2 separate regions of the Homo sapiens genome follow, and region 2 is linked to region 1. The links are chromatin loops, found by intact Hi-C in ENCODE. Cell type or tissue: CD4-positive, alpha-beta T cell. All regions are shown on one strand. Region 1 holds the start of SMKR1 (small lysine rich protein 1). Region 2 overlaps NRF1 (nuclear respiratory factor 1).

Evidence for each region. Peaks named below come from ENCODE experiments on the same cell type or tissue, not always from the same donor. Only the 100,000 strongest peaks of a DNase experiment are listed, where the experiment ranks them.
Region 2: it touches region 1 in a loop (2.9-fold over the local background); 28 of 110 quality-filtered maps call a loop at or near these places.

What each region holds. Positions count from the first base shown.
Region 1 is chr7:129,500,524-129,505,523 of GRCh38, forward strand. It overlaps SMKR1 (small lysine rich protein 1), which reads left to right and starts at 2,008. Exons shown (of 2, transcript NM_001195243.2): 1 at 2,008-2,304. The coding sequence starts at 2,302. RefSeq lists silencers at 1,707-1,756, 1,817-2,156. In CD4-positive, alpha-beta T cell, no CTCF peak of the experiment used is centred here; a DNase peak (open chromatin) is centred at 1,928; H3K4me3 peaks cover 1,328 bases.
Region 2 is chr7:129,632,969-129,637,968 of GRCh38, forward strand. The region is part of intron 1 of NRF1 (nuclear respiratory factor 1); the gene reads left to right. Among named protein-coding and RNA genes, the nearest start is that of NRF1, 24 kb to the left of the region's middle. In CD4-positive, alpha-beta T cell, CTCF peaks have their summits at 2,759 (motif pointing left) and 2,959; a DNase peak (open chromatin) is centred at 2,753.

The sequences.
Region 1 (5,000 bases):
AGCAGTGGCTCACGCCTGTAATCCCAGTGGGAGGCCGAGGCAGGCGGATCACCTGAGGTCAGGAGTTCAAGACCAGCCTGGCCCCTGTCTCTACTAAAAATACAAAAATTAGCCGGGCGTGATAGCGCATGCTTTGTAATCCCAGCTACTTGGGAGGCTGAGGCAGGAGAATTGCTTGAACCCAAGGGGCAGAGGTTGCAGTGAGCAGTGATCGTGCCATTGCACTCCAGCCTGGGCAACAGAGCAAGACTCCATCTCAAAAAAAAAAAAAAAAGAAAAGAAAAGAAAAAGAAAAGAAAAGAAAAGAAAGAAAACAAAACAACCTTGTAGCAGGGCTCTGGATCTCTGATCTGGAGCTCAGGAAAAGCAGGGCTGGAACAGATTTGGGAGTGATCCCATAGGGGTAACCTTGGGAGAGCTGAGATAACCCAGAGAAGTGTAAGCGGCTGGGGTGGGCCAGCCCCATCCAGGGATGAAGACAGGCGCAAGAAGAGAAGAAAGTGCAGGTGGAGGGCAGGAGAATTTGCCATATCCAGGGCATATGGACTCATAAGAAAAACTCACAGACATATTAAAAGTAGCTGGAAGTTGGGTTTGCTCTGTTAATGAAGGATTAGGGAAAGCATATGTAAGAGAACCTAGAACATAAACAGTCCTCTTTGGAAGCCAGTTTGTCTTTCAAGAGAAAGCAAACAAAACACCACATCCTTGCAGAGCCTTCCAGGACCCTACTCCTGCTTCTTGGTCTAGCCTCCTCCCCCTGTCCCTAATTTTGGCATAATTGACTGCTCCTTGTCATCCAGATCTGTTTTAACGTCACCTCCTCAGAGAGGCCTTCCCCAGTCACCAATCTAAAAGAGCACCCAGTGGTCACATCAATTTAATGCAATATGCCATACTGTCCCTATCACTTTTAATGTCTGCCAGGCCCTCCATTTCAGCCACGACCACCTCCCCCAAATCACCCCTTAAAAGAACAAGGACTTTGCCTCATTCAGAGCTCAATTTCCAGGGCCTGGAAGAGTGTCAGGCACGTGGCAGATGCTCAATAACTGTTGAATAAAAAGGAATGATAGGCCGGGCAGTGGCTCACGTCTGTAATCCCAGCACTTTGGGAGGCTGAGGCGGGCAGATCACCTGAGGTCAGAAGTTCGAGACCAGCGTGACCAACATGGCGAAACCCCATCTCTACTAAAAATACAAAAATTAGCCGGGCATAGTGGTACGCATCTGTAATCCCAGCTACTCAAGAGGCTGAGGCAGGAGAATGGTTTAAACTTGGGAGGCGGAGGTTGCAGTGAACCGAGATGGCGCCACTGCACTCCAACCTGGGCGACAGAGAGAGACTCGGTCTCAAAAAAAAAAAAAAGGAATGACCAGTCATAAAAAAGAATGAGTCGTACCACCCGAAGTGTAGACTTCACCTGCAGGGAGGGAGGCTGGAACTGGCAAGGTTGGAGGCAAAACTGTACCTACTGTACCTTTCTCGCCCAATCCTACCTGCACATGAACTCCCTCCCCACCCCTTTAGTCTCTCGGGCCCTTACTCTCTTTATCCGGCTCTTTTGCAAACATTTCCCATGATATTCTCCCTTCACCGTCACAGTCCTTATGCTCGTTTCCCAAAAGAGCTTCTCCGATGATCTCTCCCAGGTTGGCCGAGTGAGCGGGCCTAGCCTGCGCTCTCACCCCAGTGCCACCCCAGTGGGAGCGCCGCCCGCGCCCGCCCCCTCGCCCCGCGCCCGCCCCCTCGCCCCGCGCCCGCCCCCTCGCCCCGCGCCCGCCGCTCCGGCAGCCCAAACCCAGACGCTAAAGCGCCGAACTGGGTTTCCGGGCGCTGGAGGCCGCGGTCGGCCTCGTACTAGGTGACGGCCCATCCCGCGCGCGCAAGCCCGGAACCCCGCTCCGCTCACCCTCCGCGCGCTGCCGCTTTGCCCTGGCAACGGTAACCACGGCGAGGCCCTGCCCCACGCCCGGTGATTGTGCGCGCGGCCCCGCCCCCGAGGCGCACGCCGGCCCAGCGCCCACAGCTGCGGCGGCCTAGGTGCCGCGTGGGGCAAGCAGGTGCCTCGCGTCCAGGCGGCTCCGCGGCTGGCTGCCTCCCGAGCCGGCCGCGCTCCTCCCAGCGAGGCGTGGCGGGGAGGCGTAGTGAGGCTGGGCCCGTGGCGGTTCCCTGAGGAGGGCCGAGAAGGGGCCGGGGGTGCTAGGGGAACGGGCGCTGGGGGCAGCGGCCCCGGTGGATGCTAAGGGCTTCGGGATCGGGAGAGTCCACCACGCCTGCCTGCTCGGCTGAGAATCGCCATGGTAATCCCCGTCTCCCTAAAGTACCCGGGGCCAGGGCGCGCGCCGTGGAGCCCCAGGCTGTCCCGGAGAGGCGCGGGCGCCGAGGTCACCGCCTCTCCCTGGGGTCGACCTCAACGCGTGGCGAAAAGATGGAGGGACAAGGGGTGCCCGGCGGTCCGCGCCTGCTGGGGGCGCAGCAGCCGCGGAGTCAGGCCAGCCGTCTTTCCAGGTTTTAGGTCGTGGTCCTGTTGAGCAGCCCCCACACCCAGACGGTTGATGTGGAAAATAAAGGGAGGGTGGCACCGTGGTGTGGCACGTCAGGGCGCCAGGCCATGCCCACAGTGACGGGTCCGAGCTGTTAGCTGCCGTAGCCACCCTGGGTGCCCGCGCGGGATTCTCCACTGCTCTGCAGACTCAGGAAGCAGAGAGTGAGCCTGGTACCACCACCTTGCTGTCAACAGCATTCCTGTTCTCAGCCCTCATCCAGTCACTTACGACCTCCTTCCAACCCTCGCTGCTCTTTCCAGAAGGGCTGTGACCTTCCAGCCCCTGCCCCAAGTCCTCAGGGAGGCATCATTGTCTGCTAAACTAAGTACTGCACGCTTGAGCTGGGCGCACAGAGCCCTTGCTAAAGGGGCCTCAACCTCGAGCTTTCTCTGCCATATCTTCTCTGCTAAACAACAACAAACAAAACGAACAAAAACCCTGCATCCCACACTAAACCCGCGTTCTTCTGGAAGCCCCTTGCGCCTTCCCTGTCTTGATCCGTTTTCTTTGAGGCTTGGATCAGAAGGACCCTGCCTCCTGCTTCCCCATCGCTCCTTCAGCGCCCACAGCCCTTTGCACCTCACCTCTGGTGCTTTGCCTGTTTTTCCTTGGAAAGCCTTATTCCTCATTAGACTCTAGTGTAGAAATCATTAAGTTTCTGTGTTCTTTCCAGTTTGTTTCGTGTAAAAGGATTAAGTAAAAATTTCTTGGTTTGAGAGTCATTCCATGAGCTATTAAAGGTAAAGAGCTATTACCTTTTTTTTTTTTTTTTTTGACAGGGTCTTACTTTGTCACACAGGCTGGAGTACAGTGGTGTGATCACAGCTGACTGCAGCCTCCATCTCTGAGGCTCAAGTGATCCTCCCGCCTCAGCCTCCCAAGTAGCTCGGACCGTAGGCAGGCATCACCATGCCTGGCTAATCTCTGTATTTTTAGTAGAGACAGGGTTTCGCCATGTTGCCCAGGCTGGTCTCAAACGCCTGGGCTCAAGGGATCCGCCCGCCTTGGCCTCTCAAATTGCTGGGATTACAGGTGTGAGCCACTGTGCCCAGCCAACTGCCATTTCTTTCAGGGCCCAGGGAACTGAGGCAGAATGCTGTACATAGCCATTGAAGCAAATGCCAGTTAATTCATGCTCCTTGAATGAGGGTCAAACACATTAGTGCACAGAGCCTGCAAGCCAGAGCGGAACCTTGCCTACCTTTCCTTCCTTAGCTGCTCTCACTGGCCCCCTTGGCTGCCTGTGGGCTGGCCATGTTGGCCTTTTTTGGGTTTCCGTCTCTTTGTGCACCTTCTCTCCGGCTTCAGAGACTTTGCATAGGCTGTTGGTCTTGGAATTCCCTACTCTCGGCCCACAGGCCACGCTTAGGGAGCCCTTCCTTTGATGGCCCAGATGAGGTCAGCCCTTGCCCATCTTGTGCTATTATAATTCCATGTGTTATAGGCATTATAGGGTCTTTCTTTATTAATTTCTTTGTTTTTGTTTTTTTTTTTTTAGAGATAGGGTTTTGCTTTGTTGCCCAGGCTGGAGTGCGATGGCATCATACATAGCTCACTTTGGCCTTGAATTCCTGGGCTCAAGGGGTCCTCCCACCTCAGCAGCCTGAGTACTGGGGACTACAGGTGTGTGCCACTGAGCCCAGCTAATTTTTTAAATTTTTGTAGAGACCGGATTTTGCCATCTTTCCCAGACTGGTCTCAAACTGGGTGCAAGTGATCCACCTGCCTCGGCCTCCCAGAGTGCCGGGATTACAGGTGTGAACCACCATGCCTGGCCAATAGGGCCCTTTCTTCACAGCATGGGTCGTGAGTAAATGCATTTGTGATTAGGTGACTAGTGTCTTCCTCAGACCTCACTGGACTGTAAGCATCGTGAGATCTCCTTTGCTCCCCATCTAATACAGGGCCTGGGACACAGTAGATTTTTGTTAAATACTTGTTGAATGAATGAAGGAGGCATCTTAAAATTCAGAAAAGCAGAAATCCACATTTGCTTTCTAAATCCTGTTATTGCATTGCATCTCAGTTGTGATGTATTCATTCACTCAGCAGATATTTATGCATCCTTGCAGTGTGGCAGATATTGGTGTAGGCTGGGGAATTCAGTGGTAAATTTATAGACAGAATCTCTGGTGAGGGAAACAAACAATAAACATAAACAACAATTACTATTAACTAGTGAAAAGTGGTGCGGGGAAGGAGATGGACAGTGACTCTACTGGGGTTGCTGGGAGACTGTTAAAGACAGACCACTGTACTTCCCCCTGTCCCTAGCCTGGGACAGTCTCAGTTTATGTTTGTTTATATTTGTTGAAGTATCTTGATTTGGGCAATAAATTATATGGTCACTCCAGTTACAGACAGAATATAGACATGGTGTCAGGGAGGTCTTTCTTTTTCTCTTTTTCTCTTTTTTTTTTTTGAGACAGAGTTTCACTCTTGTCGCCCAG
Region 2 (5,000 bases), 130 kb after region 1:
CCCAGTTTTAAGGATTACATAAAATTGCAAAACAGCTACATAAAGCCTGTAATCCCATTTTAATTGATTCTTAGTTGAAAAGGGGGAAAGAAAATGAATGAGCATTATATATCAGACATACTTGGTAAATTTACTACCTATACCAGATATTGATAGTCTATTTCTTAATATGCAAACACCATAGAAGTGGCATCTGGAAAGAGGCTGTATTACTGAACATGCTTTTAAATTTATATGAGATTTTTCTAGTAAACAAATTTTCCAGATAGGTGATGCTTATCTTTTTAAACGTTAAATACTGTTTTGGTTTTAACCATTTTTTATGGGAAAAAGGAAAATAAAAAGCCTACAAGTATTTCTGTGCTCATTAAGCCAGAATACTGTGGTGTGCTTATAATTTTATCTTTTCTTGGCAACTTGATGTCACTGTGGAAAGCACTGATTACTGAACTGTGTTGTGACTTCTTTTGTTCTAGGTGCCTTTGAACCCTTGTGCACTTTTTAGTTAGATCTTTATTAACATGCTATGCCACTGCAGGGAGGGAGCAGGAAAAGCATGATACACAATTTAAGACAAGTGCCACCATAGGCTACTGTTGGCAAACAAGAGCTCCACCAAACTTTTTAAAGTGAAGAAGCAACAGTCTGAGCCATTTTTCTCACCAGTGGCAGGAGGGGGAGACTTCCACCAGCAACATGGAATCTTCAGTGGATGCAGCTGACCAACCCTCCTGACTTCTCAGTCTTTTCCCACCACTGCTCACCCTTTATGTTCAGATGTATTCAGCACTAGATAACCATACTTATTAACTATAAGTGATGTGTGTGTGTGTGTATGTGTATATATATATAAAACTGTACTTTAAGAATAAATATATATAAACTATATGTGTAACAAATTTATAATATATAAACTATAAATCTGTGAAAGTATTCAGCATTATATAACGGCAGGCTGTGGTGATTTAGATTGGTGGAGCTCCTGACCATGCCTGAAAATCCCTGTACCCCACTTTGACCGTGATTTTTTAAGGGAATATTGTTTTTTTACATCTGTATTTAAAAAAAAAAAAAGATATATATATATATATATACACACACACACACACACACACACTTTATTTTTTAGAGCAGTTTTAGCTTTACAGAAAAATTGAGTGGAGAGTATGGAGAGTTACCATATTCTCTCCTACCCATTTCCTTTATTAATATCTTGCTGTTGTGTGGTAGATTTGTTACAGTTGATGAACCAATATTAACAGAAGTCCATAGTTTACATTCAAGTTCATTCTGTGTGTTTGTGCAGTCTGTGGATTTTGACAAATATATAATCATTCAGAATGGTTTCACTAATCCAGAAGTCTCCTGGTGCTCCTGTCTTCCCTCCTTTCTCTAACCCCTGACAACTATTTTTTTTTACTGTCTCCATAGTTTTGCCTTTTCCAAAAATGTCCTATGGTTGGAATCATACAAATGTAGCCTTTTCAGATTGGCTTCTGTCACTAAGCAATATGTATTTAATGGCTTGATAACTTTTCATGGCTTGATAACTCATTTCTTTTTAATGCTGAATAATATTTCACTGTATGGATGTACCACAAGTTGTTTATCATTCACATACTGAGTAACATCTTGGTTGTGTTCAAGTTTTAGCAATTGTGAATAAAACTGCTGTGAATATTTATTTGTGTGCTGGTTTTTGTGTGGACATAAGTTTCAGCATATTTGAGTAAATACCAAGGAGTGCAGTTGTTGGATCCTATGGTAAGACTATGTTTAGTTTTGTAAGAAATTGCCAAACAGGCTTCCAAAGTGGCTGATGTATATATTTTCAGGTTGCTCGTGTGTTTTTCAAAAACACCTTACTCAGGTATATTGATGGACTGCTTGCCCTGTGATAGGATTACAAGTAATTGAGGTCTGTGGGGCTGGTTGTCCCTACATAAATAATACCAGCTGGTTGTACTTCGCTTGTTCTTGTTTGCTTTCTCTTTTCTTTATCTATTTTTTTCCTTTTCCATGTGTTTTTACTCTCTTTATCTTGCTTTACCAGTTCTGCTTTGTCCTCAGAAATCAGAGGACTGCATTTGTTGGAATAGTGTATAAATTTAAAAGGCAAAATAAAACAAGTCCAAGTCCTTTCTCAGGGTCTCTAGGCGGTTGGGGATGGTTGAGATTGTAGCATTAAGTAAGGTATTGTTGGAGCATTAATTTGACTATATAGAATATAATCTTCAGAGATGGGAAAAGGGAAACAATACGTTAATAAAACTTGCTTTCCTTTGTAATTTGTTAATTATAGGGCAACTGTATAAAATGTTTTAAGACTATGATAGCAGAAGAGTTTTGGTTTTTTTCCTACCTTTCTCTGGGAGAGCTTTTCAGCTTCTACTGTTACAGTTTTTGTTTGTTTGTTTGTTTTTTAAGCACACCACCTTTGGGAGTGTTACAGTTCTTTAAAGAGGACCGAGCCTTTGCTTAAGGCTAGCTTCATACTGTTTGTATAATTCTGTTTGTATGTGCATTTGTACATACCCCCAGCTGCAGCAGAATATCAATAGATTCTGTTCTCCCAGGAGAAGGGCAAGGACTGTATCCAATCTTATCTGGGGTATGTATCCAAATGACCTAAGACAGTCTTCCTAATAAACACTTTTGGACCGCAGGGTTCAGACTCTCCTGGGGTGGAATCTTTTTTTGTTACCTTTCTTTCTGCCTGCTCGTTTAAGTCAGGATGCATGCAAGGCCCACGTCTCCAGTGCCCCCAAGTGGTTGTCTAGGTTTTGCAAGAGGACATCTAGTGATGGGAGAACTCACTGCTTCCAGCCACTCTGTCTATACACCCCGTTAGAAAAATGATCTGTTGACCAGAATTTTGCCATAATTTCCTACCTTTTTTTTTTATTAGGGTCACAGACTTAATCTAATTCCTCTTCCTCATAATGGTCTTTTAATATTTTATGAGAGAGATTCCTAAAGTCCTTCTTTAGATTTAAACACCTCTTATTTTTCTAACTATTCATTAATTAAGCATTTTCATAGTCCCAGTGAAATGTAACGGGCTTTTTCTCGTATCTTTAAAAGTGGAGTGCCCAGGGCTAAGTACAGGAGTGGTCTTTGTTCACATTGTGCATATGTTGCTTGTCATGTGATACTTTTTTTTCCAGACTAAATTTACTGTGAGCCAGTGTTTCTGAATCTTTTTACTTTCTCTGTGATGATGACACAAGTCTCCATCATCCTGTTTTTGTTCAATGGATTGTGGGTTTTTTTCCTTTTTTTTCAAAACAGAGTCTCACTGTGTTGCCCAGGCTGGAGTACAGTGGTGTGATCTCGGCTCACTGCAACCTCCATCTCCTGGGTTCAAGCGATTCTTGTGTCTCAGCCTCTCAAATAGCTGGGATTACAGGTGTGTGCCCCACACCCGACTAATTTTTGTATTTTTAGTAGAGATGGGGTCTCACCATGTTGGCCAGGCTGGTCTCAAACTCCTGACCTCAAACTGCTGACCTCAGGTGATCTGCCTACCTTGGCCTCCCAAAGTGCTGGGATTACAGGCGTCAGCCACTGCACCTGGCTTTTCAATGGGTTTTTTTAGAACAAAGTTTAGAATGATATGTTTATGCCTGTGAACATTTATCTTGTTAGATTATGCTCACTAAGCCATTGGGGTGTTTGGGGAATTTGATCAATGTATCTTTTCTGTCTCTTTTCAGTTTCGAAAACTATCCCTCTGCTGCTGCTTTTCTTCCACTTGTCTTTTCTCAATAGCTGATTCTAGTTTGTGTTGCTTCGATAGATACGTATGGCTAAACATAAACCTTAGACAATAGAAAAACGTATTCATTTGCAAAGCTGCCAGGGTGTTTGGAGTGCTTGAATCATATTGAACTTCAAGAACCATTATGTTTCTTTGTCTTTTTGACAGTTATTGGAGCCAATTTGTGTGTTTTCAGTTTCTCTTAAACTTTCAGTATGTATTTGAAAAGCTTGCAGGCCCCAGTTACTGTGTCTATAATGCCTAGTAAGTAAAATGACCCACAGACCAGTCAATAAGACAGGGCTTAACAGGAGAGTAATCCTTGGTCCTCAGTTTCCCAACTGTACAGTGAAATACTTGGATTAATCACCATGTTTCCACTTGTGCTCTGGAGTTCTGAGTGGTGAGGAGGATGAATGGCTTTAACTCTCTGCATTCCCATACCCTTCAATAGAAGAAATTCCACTGTTACCTTACATTTTGAGGTTCTGTACAGGATTCTGCTTAAAGAAAAGGCTCTGCTGAAAAAAAAAAAAAAGAAGAAGAAGATTCATTGGAAACCCCTGCAAAAAAGCAAGGAAGAAAATGGCTCCCAGAGGACACTGGGCAGCTTGGAAAGTCTGTATGTGTCCCTGATTTCATGAGTTTGGAGGCCTCTGGTATTTCATTTGGTAAAAAGAAGAAGAGCTTATGCTGTTTGTCTTTTCTTTCTCAAACCTGGACATAACAATGGTTATAAAAGTAATCACAGTCTTATTATTTTGAAGGGAGAAATAAATCTATAAAGCAGAAATAAAGTTTTTATAATCCATAATTCTATTTTGCATAGATAAAAAGTATTCTTAATAGTTTTAGTATATCTTTTGAAATTATTTTGTTTGTCCACAACCATATTTATTTACACTTAAAAAAATGAGACCACACTCATTCTAGCAGATTTTATAACCTGTTGTTTTCAATTTCCATCATTTTATGGATTTTTTTGTGTGTCAATACACATAAATCTATTTCATCCTTTAAGACAAGCTTATCCAACCCGCAGCCCACAAGCTGCATGCGGCCCAGGATGCCTTTGAATGTAGCCCAACACAAATTCATAAACTTTCTTAAAACATTATGAGATTTTTTTGTGATTTTATTTTTTGTTTTTTTTTTTCTAAGCTCATCAGCTATCGTTAGTGTTAGTGTATTTTATGTGTGGCCCAAGACAATTCTTCCAACGTGGCCTGGGGAAGCCAGA